Linked DNA regions of Homo sapiens: regions 1, 3 and 4 are each linked to region 2. Evidence: read pairs that join two places in POLR2A ChIA-PET (ENCODE). Cell type or tissue: K562. All regions are shown on one strand. Region 1 overlaps PRAME (PRAME nuclear receptor transcriptional regulator). Region 2 overlaps RSPH14 (radial spoke head 14 homolog). Region 3 has its middle 72 kb from the start of GNAZ. Region 4 has its middle 39 kb from the start of MIR650.

What was found. Peaks named below come from ENCODE experiments on the same cell type or tissue, not always from the same donor. Only the 100,000 strongest peaks of a DNase experiment are listed, where the experiment ranks them.
Region 1: POLR2A ChIA-PET joins it to region 2 with 5 read pairs; 1 of 35 experiments calls an interaction of 5 or more read pairs at or near these places.
Region 3: POLR2A ChIA-PET joins it to region 2 with 6 read pairs; 2 of 35 experiments call an interaction of 5 or more read pairs at or near these places.
Region 4: POLR2A ChIA-PET joins it to region 2 with 8 read pairs; 3 of 35 experiments call an interaction of 5 or more read pairs at or near these places.

What each region holds. Positions count from the first base shown.
Region 1 is chr22:22,551,892-22,554,391 of GRCh38, reverse strand. The region is part of intron 3 of PRAME (PRAME nuclear receptor transcriptional regulator); the gene reads left to right. It also overlaps IGL. Among named protein-coding and RNA genes, the nearest start is that of PRAME, 6.1 kb to the left of the region's middle. RefSeq lists a silencer at 31-228. In K562, no CTCF peak of the experiment used is centred here; DNase peaks (open chromatin) are centred at 471 and 1,531.
Region 2 is chr22:23,132,624-23,135,123 of GRCh38, reverse strand. It overlaps RSPH14 (radial spoke head 14 homolog), which reads left to right. Exons shown (of 7, transcript NM_014433.3): 4 at 980-1,098. It also overlaps the pseudogene RN7SL6P. Among named protein-coding and RNA genes, the nearest start is that of RSPH14, 8.1 kb to the left of the region's middle. In K562, no CTCF peak of the experiment used is centred here; a DNase peak (open chromatin) is centred at 976; H3K27me3 peaks cover 2,465 bases.
Region 3 is chr22:22,997,625-23,000,124 of GRCh38, reverse strand. No RefSeq gene overlaps it. Among named protein-coding and RNA genes, the nearest start is that of GNAZ, 72 kb to the left of the region's middle. In K562, no CTCF peak of the experiment used is centred here; no DNase peak of the experiment used is centred here.
Region 4 is chr22:22,782,986-22,785,485 of GRCh38, reverse strand. It overlaps IGL. Among named protein-coding and RNA genes, the nearest start is that of MIR650, 39 kb to the left of the region's middle. In K562, no CTCF peak of the experiment used is centred here; a DNase peak (open chromatin) is centred at 1,015; H3K27me3 peaks cover 167 bases.

The sequences.
Region 1 (2,500 bases), 580 kb after region 2:
AGGAGAAAGTCTCCAGAGAGAGAACCAAAATGGAAAACATCCTTCAACGAATTACAGCCTCCTTACGCAGGCCACAGTAAACAAAGTCAGGCCGCAAGACATTCCAGCTGGACACTTGCCAGTAGAATATAAGAATTGTAGGGACTTCACAGTGCATGAGGCAGAGAATGGCCTGGAGAATTCTTTGGGTGGAGAGGTTCCAAAACTTCAAAAGCACCAGTGGGTGATCAGGCCCAGGATAGGAATCATCCCTAAGCAGATCCTTAAATGCCAAATATAACTTCAATTTTTTGTGACGGAAAATGTATTTGTGCACTGTGCCTAGCATGGAAATAGAGAAAAACTGAGTCTAATTGATAGGCCTGATTGCATCTCGCTGACCAGAATCTCTGTACCTGAGCAGCTTAGGGGCAAGAAAGAACAGCTGTTTTCTTGAAGTGTGGAAACATTAGTAATACTTAGGAAGGGGCTGGCCATTGGAGATTATGTTTGTGGTAAAGGCCTGACCTGCTGCTTGTGAACAGCCCCAGTGTGGAAGAGGACACCTAACCATAAAGAGAAGGTCTTCTGACAACTTCTTTAATTGCAGGGATGTGTGCTTTCAGCCCTTGTTTATTTCTTTCCTGGCTCCAAGATTCCTAAGAAACCACAAGGTCTTTCAGACTTGAAAATGTTGCTGTCCTAGGTTTGGTCACCAATATTACTCTCTATCCCACCTCTCCAGCCCACATTCCTAGATTTAATCTTGTCAAGGCTGTTTGCCAAGAGGATCCTGACTTTCTGGGAGAAAACACCCTTTCCCTCTAGGGAGGGAGGAAGATTGAACTCCCTCCCTGCCTCAGTGATTACCTTGGCTTTACTGGAACTATCTTTCATCTTCCTTAGCCATTCCCCTTTTTAATTTCTCTACTCCATCCAGGCCAAAGTCTTTCAATTCCGCCCCCAAAAAAACCTATCTGTCTTTGTGGTAATCCACTCAGTCCCATTACAAATGCCCAGCCTTACTTCTGACTAACTCCTAATTGTAGTGTAATTTTGACCCACCTTCCTTCAGGACAGCCTTGACTTTCAAAGTCTGGAAGACCAGCCACCCCTCTGTTGTTCCTCCCTTTTTCCTTGGATAGGCATGTGATTTGCTGTGTTAGGGAACATGGGGTATAAGTGACAATTTGATACTTGGGGATTGTTTGGGAGTGGGAAGGGGTGATGTCATGATGCTCTTCATAAAGCTATCTTAACTGGACTATTTGGGTAATTTTGATGTGGCCAAAAATTCCCCTAACAGTTATACTCTCTGGGTGGTTTTGTTCACTTTTTCTTTCCTTTTTGTAAATAGACATCCCATTCAATCAGTTGAACCTGAAGTAAGTAAAAAACCCCATCAGGATTCACTGGCTGGAGATCCAGGAATGTAATTAGATTTGGCTCTTCCGTTGGCAGCGTGGAGTTGAAAGGGGAGGTATGCCCAGAAAGGCCTGTAATAGCTTCAGAGGGGCCAGAGGAGGGACCCAGAGGCCATGGAGTCAATGTTGTGGTCTTCCCAGAGGTCTGGGCAGATGGCTTCTGCACCACAGCTGGGTCTGGTGAGTCGGGAGCCTCAGGCTATGGCCACTGCCTCCTTCTACTGTCACCTCAGGGTCTCCACGGGCCATGAGGGCCAATGCTGCTTAGATGGTTTTCCTTTTTCTTTCCTTACAAAGGAACAGGCTTTGTTCTTGTCTCTAAATGTAGTTTTGCCTTAATCCCAAACATTTTTATTTGGTTATTGGATTGATTTCTTAATTGATACACAATAATTGTACATATTTATAGGGTACATGTGAAATTTCAGTTTATGCATATATAGTATGTAATGATCAAATTATGGTAATTAGTATAACCATTACCTGGAACATTTATTATTTATATTGAATCCCAAACATTTTGATTTCTGCCATTTTGTATATGTTAAAAATAATTTCTTAAACGGCTTTTTTTTTTTTTTTTGGAAAATAAAAGACATCTACTTTGAATTTTACTTTATTACAATTTAAATAGTATGTGGCAAGCAATTATAATTTGCATCATTTATGATTTTTTAAATCAGTGATTTACTAGTTAGGCTTTTTTTTAACTACAAGGTTAAAAAATATTCCATTTTAACTACAAGGTTAAAAAATATTCCATTTTAACTAAAAGGTTAAAAAATATTCCATAGATTTTTTTCTTTTTCTTTTCAGATGCTTTGGAATTAAAGACATTTTCTTTCTTTTTTTTCTTTTTTTTTTTTTTAATAGAGATGAGGTCTCCTTGTGTTGCCCAGGCTGGTCTTGAACTCCTGGGCTCAAACCATTCTCCCACCCTGGCCTCCCAAAATGCTGGGATTACAGACATGAGCCACTGTGCTGGAGGGTGGAGGCTTTTTCAAGATATCTAGTATACAAGATGGTAACTGTAGTTAATAATGTATTGTATACATGAAAATTGCTAAGAGTATATTTCAAGTGTTCTCACCACACAT
Region 2 (2,500 bases):
TCCTAGCTCACTGTAGCCTTAAACTCCTAGGCTCAAACGATCCTCCCACCTTAGCCTACTGAGTAGGTGGGAACACAGGCACACACCACCATGCCTGGCTAACTTTTAACATTTTAGTAGGGACTGGGTCTCACCATGTTGCCCAGGCTGGTCTTGAACTCCTGGCCCAAGTGATTCTACCACCTTAGTCTCCCAAAGCACTGGGATTAGGTGTGAGCTATCTAGAATCTTTTACAATCATCTCTTTTTTTTGTCTTTTTTGAGACAGTCTCATTCTGTCACCCAGGCTGGAGGGCAGTGGTGCAGTTGCAGGTCACTGCAACCTCTGCTTCCTGGGCTCAAGTGATCTTGTGCCTCAGCCTTCTGAGTAGCTGGGATTACAGGCATGTGCCACCAAGCTTGGTTGATTTTTTGTATTTTTAGTAGAGACGGGGTTTTGCCATGTTGGCCAGGCTGGTCTCGAACTCCTGACCTCAAGTCATCTATCCGCCTAGGTCTCCTAAGGTGCTGGGATTACAAGTGTGAGCCACTGCGCCCAGCCAATCATCTCCTTTTTTTTTTTTTTTTTTTTTTTTGGTTGGGAGTTGGGGCTCAATTTTGAGTCCTTCCAAAGCATTCAACTTTTTCTCATAAACAAATTTGAAAAAGAAAATCCTCTTCTCATCTAATTGGCTTGCCTAATATTTACTGAACTTATATAATGATAACAACAAGCATAACTGGTGTACATAGATGTGGAGGCAAGGGAGACCAGAAGAACAAGGGGCCAAGGTGGGCTGGGCCTGCTGAGCTCGCTCCCCTGGAGGTTCAGGTGAGATGGATCACGCACCTGTAGCCTTTGTCTGCTCCCACAAAGCCAGAGGAATGTGGTCTACCCCAGATAGCATGGATCAGACTCCAGCAGGGACCCTGACTCTTCTAATTTGAGCCTCTCAGGGCATGGTCTCACTTATGTCACTGTCCACCCTCCCTTCCCTAGATACGCCTTTCTAGAGCACGACATCGTCCTTGCCCTGTCCTTCCTGCTGAATGACCCCAGCCCAGTCTGCCGGGGGAACCTGTACAAGGCATACATGCAGCTGGTCCAGGTGCCTAGAGGTAGGCTTGCGTCCTGCACACAGATCTGTCGGGCACTCAAGTTGTCCGTCGGTCTCCTCTCCAGGTCACATATGTACCAGGGTGTAGATCGTCCACTTTTTATTAAATTACAACATACATATTAGAAAAGCACATATCCGCTGGGTGTGGTGGCTCACACCTGTAATCCCAGCACTTTGGGAGGCCGAGGCAGGCAGATCACGAAGTCAGGAGTTCGACACCAGCCTGGCCAATATGGTGAAACCCTGTCTCTACTAAAAATACAAAAATTAGCTGGGCATGGTGGTGGGCACCTGTAATCCCAGCTACTTGGGAGGCTGAGGCAGAAGAATCGCTTGAACCTGGGAGGCGGAGGTTGCAGTGAGCCAAGATTGCACCACTGCACTCTAGCCCGGGCGACAGTGCGAGACTCTGTCTTAAGACAAAAAAAAAGAAAGAAAAAAGAAAAGCGCATATCCTAAACGAACATTTGGTCAAGTTGTTTTCAGTGAACATGTGGTGTAACTGCCACCCCAATCAAGACATGTAGAGAGTATTTACCACCTCTCCAGAAACTTCCCACATGCCCATACTGGGTATTACCCTTACCAATGATAAATGGTATCTTCAATTTATAAGACCATAGATGATGCCCCTTTTAAAACTTTACATAAATGGAAACATCCAGCTTGTAATATCTTGCTTGTAGCTACTTTTGCTTAACGTTTTATTTCTGAGATTTACGTGTGGGATGTATTACTGATTTTTGCTTGTTTATGCTGGAGTATGGTATTTACACTATGTGAGTATACAACAGTTTACTTACCCATTCCGTTGCTGACGGACATCTGAATTGTTTCTAGCTTATGGCTACCAAGAATAGAGTGGCTATGAACACCCTTATAAATGTCTTTTGATGGACATGTATATGCATTTATTTTGAAACATACCTAAGAAGAGAATGGCTGGCCTGGGTAAGATTATGTTCAGCTTTTAGAAGGTACTACCCAATGGTTTTCTAAAATACTTGCATCTGCACATGCCATGTCCCAGCTACCCAAGAGGCTAAAGCAGGTGTATTGCTTGAGCCTAGGAGTTCTAGGCTGTAGTGCCCTACGCCAGTCGGGTGTCCGCACTGTTTGGCATCAATATGGCGACCTCCCGAGATGGGGGGACCACCAGATTGCCTAAGGAGGGGTGAACCAGCCCAGATCAGAAACAAAGCAGGTCAAAACTCCTGTGCCGATCAGTAATGGGACTGTACCTATGAATAACCACTGCACTCCAGCCTGAGCAACATAGCAAGATCCTGTCTCTAAAAAAAATGAATAAAATACTTGTACCAATTTATACTTCCACTAGCAGTATATGAGAGTTCCAGGTGATTTATATCCTCATTAATCATAGATTTTTTTCTGTCTTT
Region 3 (2,500 bases), 130 kb after region 2:
GGAGACTGTTGCAAAGGCATGATTGTATTTTGCAATGTGAGAAGGACATGAGGTTTGGGAGGGGAGGGGGCAAAATGATATGGTTTGGCTTTGTGTCCTCAATCAAATGTCATGTTGAATTGTAATCCCCAATGTTGGAGGAGGGACCAGTGGGAGTTGATTGGATCATGGAGGTGGACTTCCTCTTGTTGTTCTTGTAATAGTGAGTTTTTGTGAGATCTGGTTGTTTAAAAGTATGTAGCACGTCCTCCTTTACTCTCTCTTCCTTCTCTGGCCATGTAAGACATGCCTGCTTCCCGTTGCCTTCTTCCATAATTTTAAGTTTCCTGAAGCCTCCCCAGCTATGCTTCCTGTACATCCTTGAAACTGTGAGTCAAATAAATTTCTTTATAAAGTACCCAGTCTCCAGTAGTTTTTTATAGCAATGTGAGAACAGACTAATGCACTGATGCAATCTCATTACTCACTGTTGCTCTGTTCAGGTTTTCTTTCTTCCTGGTTCAATCTTGGTAGGTTATATGTGTCCAGGAATTTATCCATTTCCTCTAGGTTTTCTAATTTGTTGGCATATAGTTGTTCATAATAACCTCTAAAGACCCTTTGTATTTTTGTGGTATCAGAAAATTACCATAGAATGGTAATATCTCCTTTTTGTTTCTGATTTTATCTGTTTGAGTCTTCTGTATTTTCAGTCTAGCTAATGGTTTGTAAATTTTGTCTTTTCAGAAAACCAACTTTTCCTTTTGTTGATCTTTTTTTTTTTTTTTTTTGAGACTAGGTCTCACTCCAATGCCCAGGCTGGTGTGCAGTGGTGTAATGTCTTCTCACTGCAAACTCCACCTGCTGGGTTCAAGTGATTCTCCTGCCTCAGCCTCCTGAGTAGTTGGGATTACAGGTGCCCACCACCACATCCAGCTAATTTTTATATTTTTAGTAGAGACAGCGTTCACCATTTTGGACAGGCTGGTCTTGAACTCCTGACCTCAAGTGATCTGCCTGCCTCGGCTTCCCAAAGTGCTGAGATTACAGGCAGGAGCCACCGTGCCTGGCCCTTTTGTATTTTTTTGTCTTGATTTCAGTTAGTTCTACTGTGATCTTTATTCTTTCTTTCCTTCTTCTAATTCTGGGTTTGGTTTGGTCTTGCTTTCTAGTTCCTTGAGGTGGATCTTTAGGTTGTTTATTTAAAATATTTCTATGTTTTTGATATAGGTGCAGAAAGATTGCTATAAGCTTCCCTTGTAACACTGCTTTTGCTCTGTCTCATAGATTTTGGTATGTTGTGTTTTATTTTCACTTGTTTCAAGAATTTTTTTGATTTGCTTCTAATTTCTTCCGTGACCTAATGGTTGTTCTGGAGCATGTTATTTAATTTTCATGTATTTGTACAGTCTCCACAGTTCCTCTCATTATTGATTGCTAGTTTAATTCCATTTTGGTCTGAGAAGATAGGTAATATAATTTCAATTTTAAAATCCTTGGTGAGATTTGTTTTGTGGCTTAACATATGATACATCCTGGAGAATGTTCCATGTCCTGATGAGACAAATGATATTCTTTAGCTGTTGGATAAAATTTTCTGTAAATGTCTGTGAGGCCCATTTGGTCTGTAGACCAGATTAAGTGCAATTTTTCTGTTGATTTTCTTTCTAGATGATCTGTCCAGCACCAAAATTGGGGTGTGAAAGTCCACAGCAATTATTGTATGGGCTCTATCTCTCCTCTTCAGCTCTAGTAATATTTGCTTTTTATATCTGGGTTCACTAGTATTGGGTACATGTGTATTTATAATCATTATATCCTTTTGCTGAGTTAATCTCTTTGTCATTATATAGTGACTTTTTTTGTATCTATGCTCTTTTACTTGAAGTCTACTTTGTCTTACATCAGCATAGCTATTCAACCAGTCTATATCTTTTAATGGGGGTATTTAAACTATTTACATTCAAGTTTATTACTGTTAGGTGAGAACTTACTCCTGTCATTTTATTAATTAATTTCTGATTGTTTTGTATATCCTTTGTTTCTTTCTTCCTCTCTTATTGTTTATCTTTGAGATCTAGTGGTTTTATATAGTGGTAAAATTTGATTCCTTTTTCTCATTTGTCTATCTGCTCTGAGTCAGTTTTTTAGTTTTGAGTGTTTTCATGATGGTAAATATTGTCCTTTTGCTTCCAGAGGTAGAAACTTCTTACTTCTTGTAGAACTAGTCTACTGGTGATGAATTTCCTTAGTTTTTGCTTGTCTGGGGAAGACTTTATTTCTCCTTCATTTCTGAAGGATAGCTTTGCTGGGTGTTGTATTCTTGGCTAGCAATTTTGTTCCTTTCCACAGTTTGAATATATCATTCCATTCTTTCCTGGCCTGGAAGATTTCTTCTGAGAAATCTGCTTTTAGTCTGATGAGTAGTCCCTTATATGTGACTTGACACTTTTGTTGTTTTTAGAATTCTCTTTGTCTTTGACTTTTGACAGTTTGATTATAATGTACCTTGGAGAGTACC
Region 4 (2,500 bases), 350 kb after region 2:
ATAACATTTAAATAAAGTTTGACTTTTTGAAAGTTCGTGCCTTCTTTAACTCCCTAATGTTGTCAGATGTTGTTTTAGAGGCTATTCTGAAAATGTCTGATAGTTGTGTATCTTTGCCGTGGTTGTTTGTGTGATTGAATTACCATCTAATCAACTGTTACTGGAAACCTTTCAGGTACGGCTTTTAGAAGACCTTGACCTACTTTTGCTTGTTTTTACTCTCTGGTTTATTGTGGAAAGAGGGATCATGTCAGTCCATTCCTCCAGCAGATCAATCACCTGTTGCCATCAAAGATTTGGCATCAGAATTTCAAAAATTACGTGTACAAGTTGATATGTTGGTACTGTAGCCAATCTGGGTGCCAAAAGATAATGCACTGCACTAGGTAGCAGAGAAACAAATTCATTTCTCATGCTTCTGGAGATGGTAAAATCCAAGGTCAACTCGTCAGCAGGTTTCGTGTCTGATGAGGGCTTCCTTCCTTGTTCATAGACTGCCATCTTTTTACTGTGTCCTCACATGACAGAAGAGATGAGGGAGCTCTCAGCAGTCCCTTTGATAGGGACACTGATCCCATTCATACAGTCTCTGCTTTCATGATCTAATCACCTTCCAAGGCCTCACCTCCAAATCCCATCATATGGGGAATTAGATTTTAACACATGAATTTGAGGGGACCATAAGATTTGGTCTATAGCATCAGGTCACTCTGAGCCCTTTGCACTCACAAGAAATCTCTAATCTTCTATAAGTATTTGCTGGTCCCTGCTGGGTTTAGGGAAATCTTTAATTGCAGCTCTGATTCAGCTCTGTCCAAGCTTAAATTCTACATTTGCCCACAAATCTTGTTCATGGGACAGAGGGACTTTAGTGGCAACTGACCATTTGGAGTTTTAGGAGAATCAATGGAGAAGGGCTTGGGATCTGGATGAGCAGAAGTGGAGGGAGGAGAGGAGGAAGGTACAGAAGGAGAGAGAGCAGAATGTGAAAAGGGAAGAGGACCTCTAGATAACAAGAGAGCAACTCTGGTCAACTAGGTAATTCTGGCCAACTAGAGGGCAAGGAGGGTAATTTTCCTTGGATTCTAAACTCAGATCCCATATCACATCAGCACCACGTGAGGAATACATTTTTTCAATGCATATTCCTGGGTTCTGGAAATTTTCATTTCATAAATCTGGAGTTATGCTAATTCATCTGTATTTATCATAAGAATTTTGGATAATTCTGATAAAATTAGACAACAAAGCAGAGCTTGACAACCACTCGTTTGGGATGTGTATCTGGAAGACATTTGATTATATGAAATAATCACAGAAAACTGAGGAGGAATCGTTTATTTAAAAATGCTTGCATATAATTCAGTTCTTCCTATATGTGTAGTTTGACCACATAGTTGGTCTCTACAATACCAAGATAGTAAATATGTAGAAAGTCTTTTAAAAATCAAGTAGACAGAAGAAAGGAGTTGGATAGAAAAGCAAACTGACAATAGTCTGGTAAGAAGAGAAGAGAAGGGGGAGGAAGTAGCGTGTTTTTGTACATTATTTGATGACATCTAAATTATAAGCTCAAAGGGTGTTTGTAAGAAAGTCAATAATACAAGTTTTCAGAACGTAGAGAATGTAGTGGCAACACTGATTTGCTGGGAAAGAGAAGTGTACTCTGTCTTGCTGCGTTTTGTTGAACAGGCTAAGAAAAAGGGTCATTGTTTAAAGAGTGTTTGTTTTATTGGTGCTGAATTATTTTACCTCATACCTAGTTGAAAATAAAAGGGCTATAAAGTGCTTAGGTTGAACACAAAGTCCTCTGCTATCAGTAACATCTTAAGGAGCTGCATTGGAGGAGGGACAAGGGGCAATGGTGGAGTGGATGGCTCTTTGCTTATGTATTAAACCAAATAAGGTGGCATATATTTTATTAAGAAATCTGTTAAAATGAAATAAAACTCAGGTTCGTGTTCTTAATAGGCACACTGTTTGCTATGGCAGCAAGAGCAAAAGCCTTAGGTACCAAAAATGTACGTTAACTGCAAACATTTTCATATAAACAAAACAATGTGAGAATCTTTATATGACAGTAACTCCTATGCCCAAAATATTTTTAACTGAGATTGAAATCATTTTCTACATAACAAATGTTATCACTGTATTCGGAGATGATATATTATTTATATATGGATACTATAACTTATTTAAGTTATTCATTATTTATTCAACAAATAATTCTGTGGAATGTACAAAACACTGGTTTTGGCACTGAACGTAGAATTGATATAAAATATAATATTTTTTCTAAGTGGCTGATTAAAAATACAAAACATTTGTTAAATAGAGGTTGTACTACTGAAAACAGGCGGAGACTGACTTGCTAATAAAAAAGTCAGGAAACCCAGTGGGATTATTTTTAATAATAATCAATATTTTAATACAGAGCTCTTGTTTTTTCTCATGGAAATATATTACAATATGGATTTTCTGCTGTTTGGTATCTGAATAT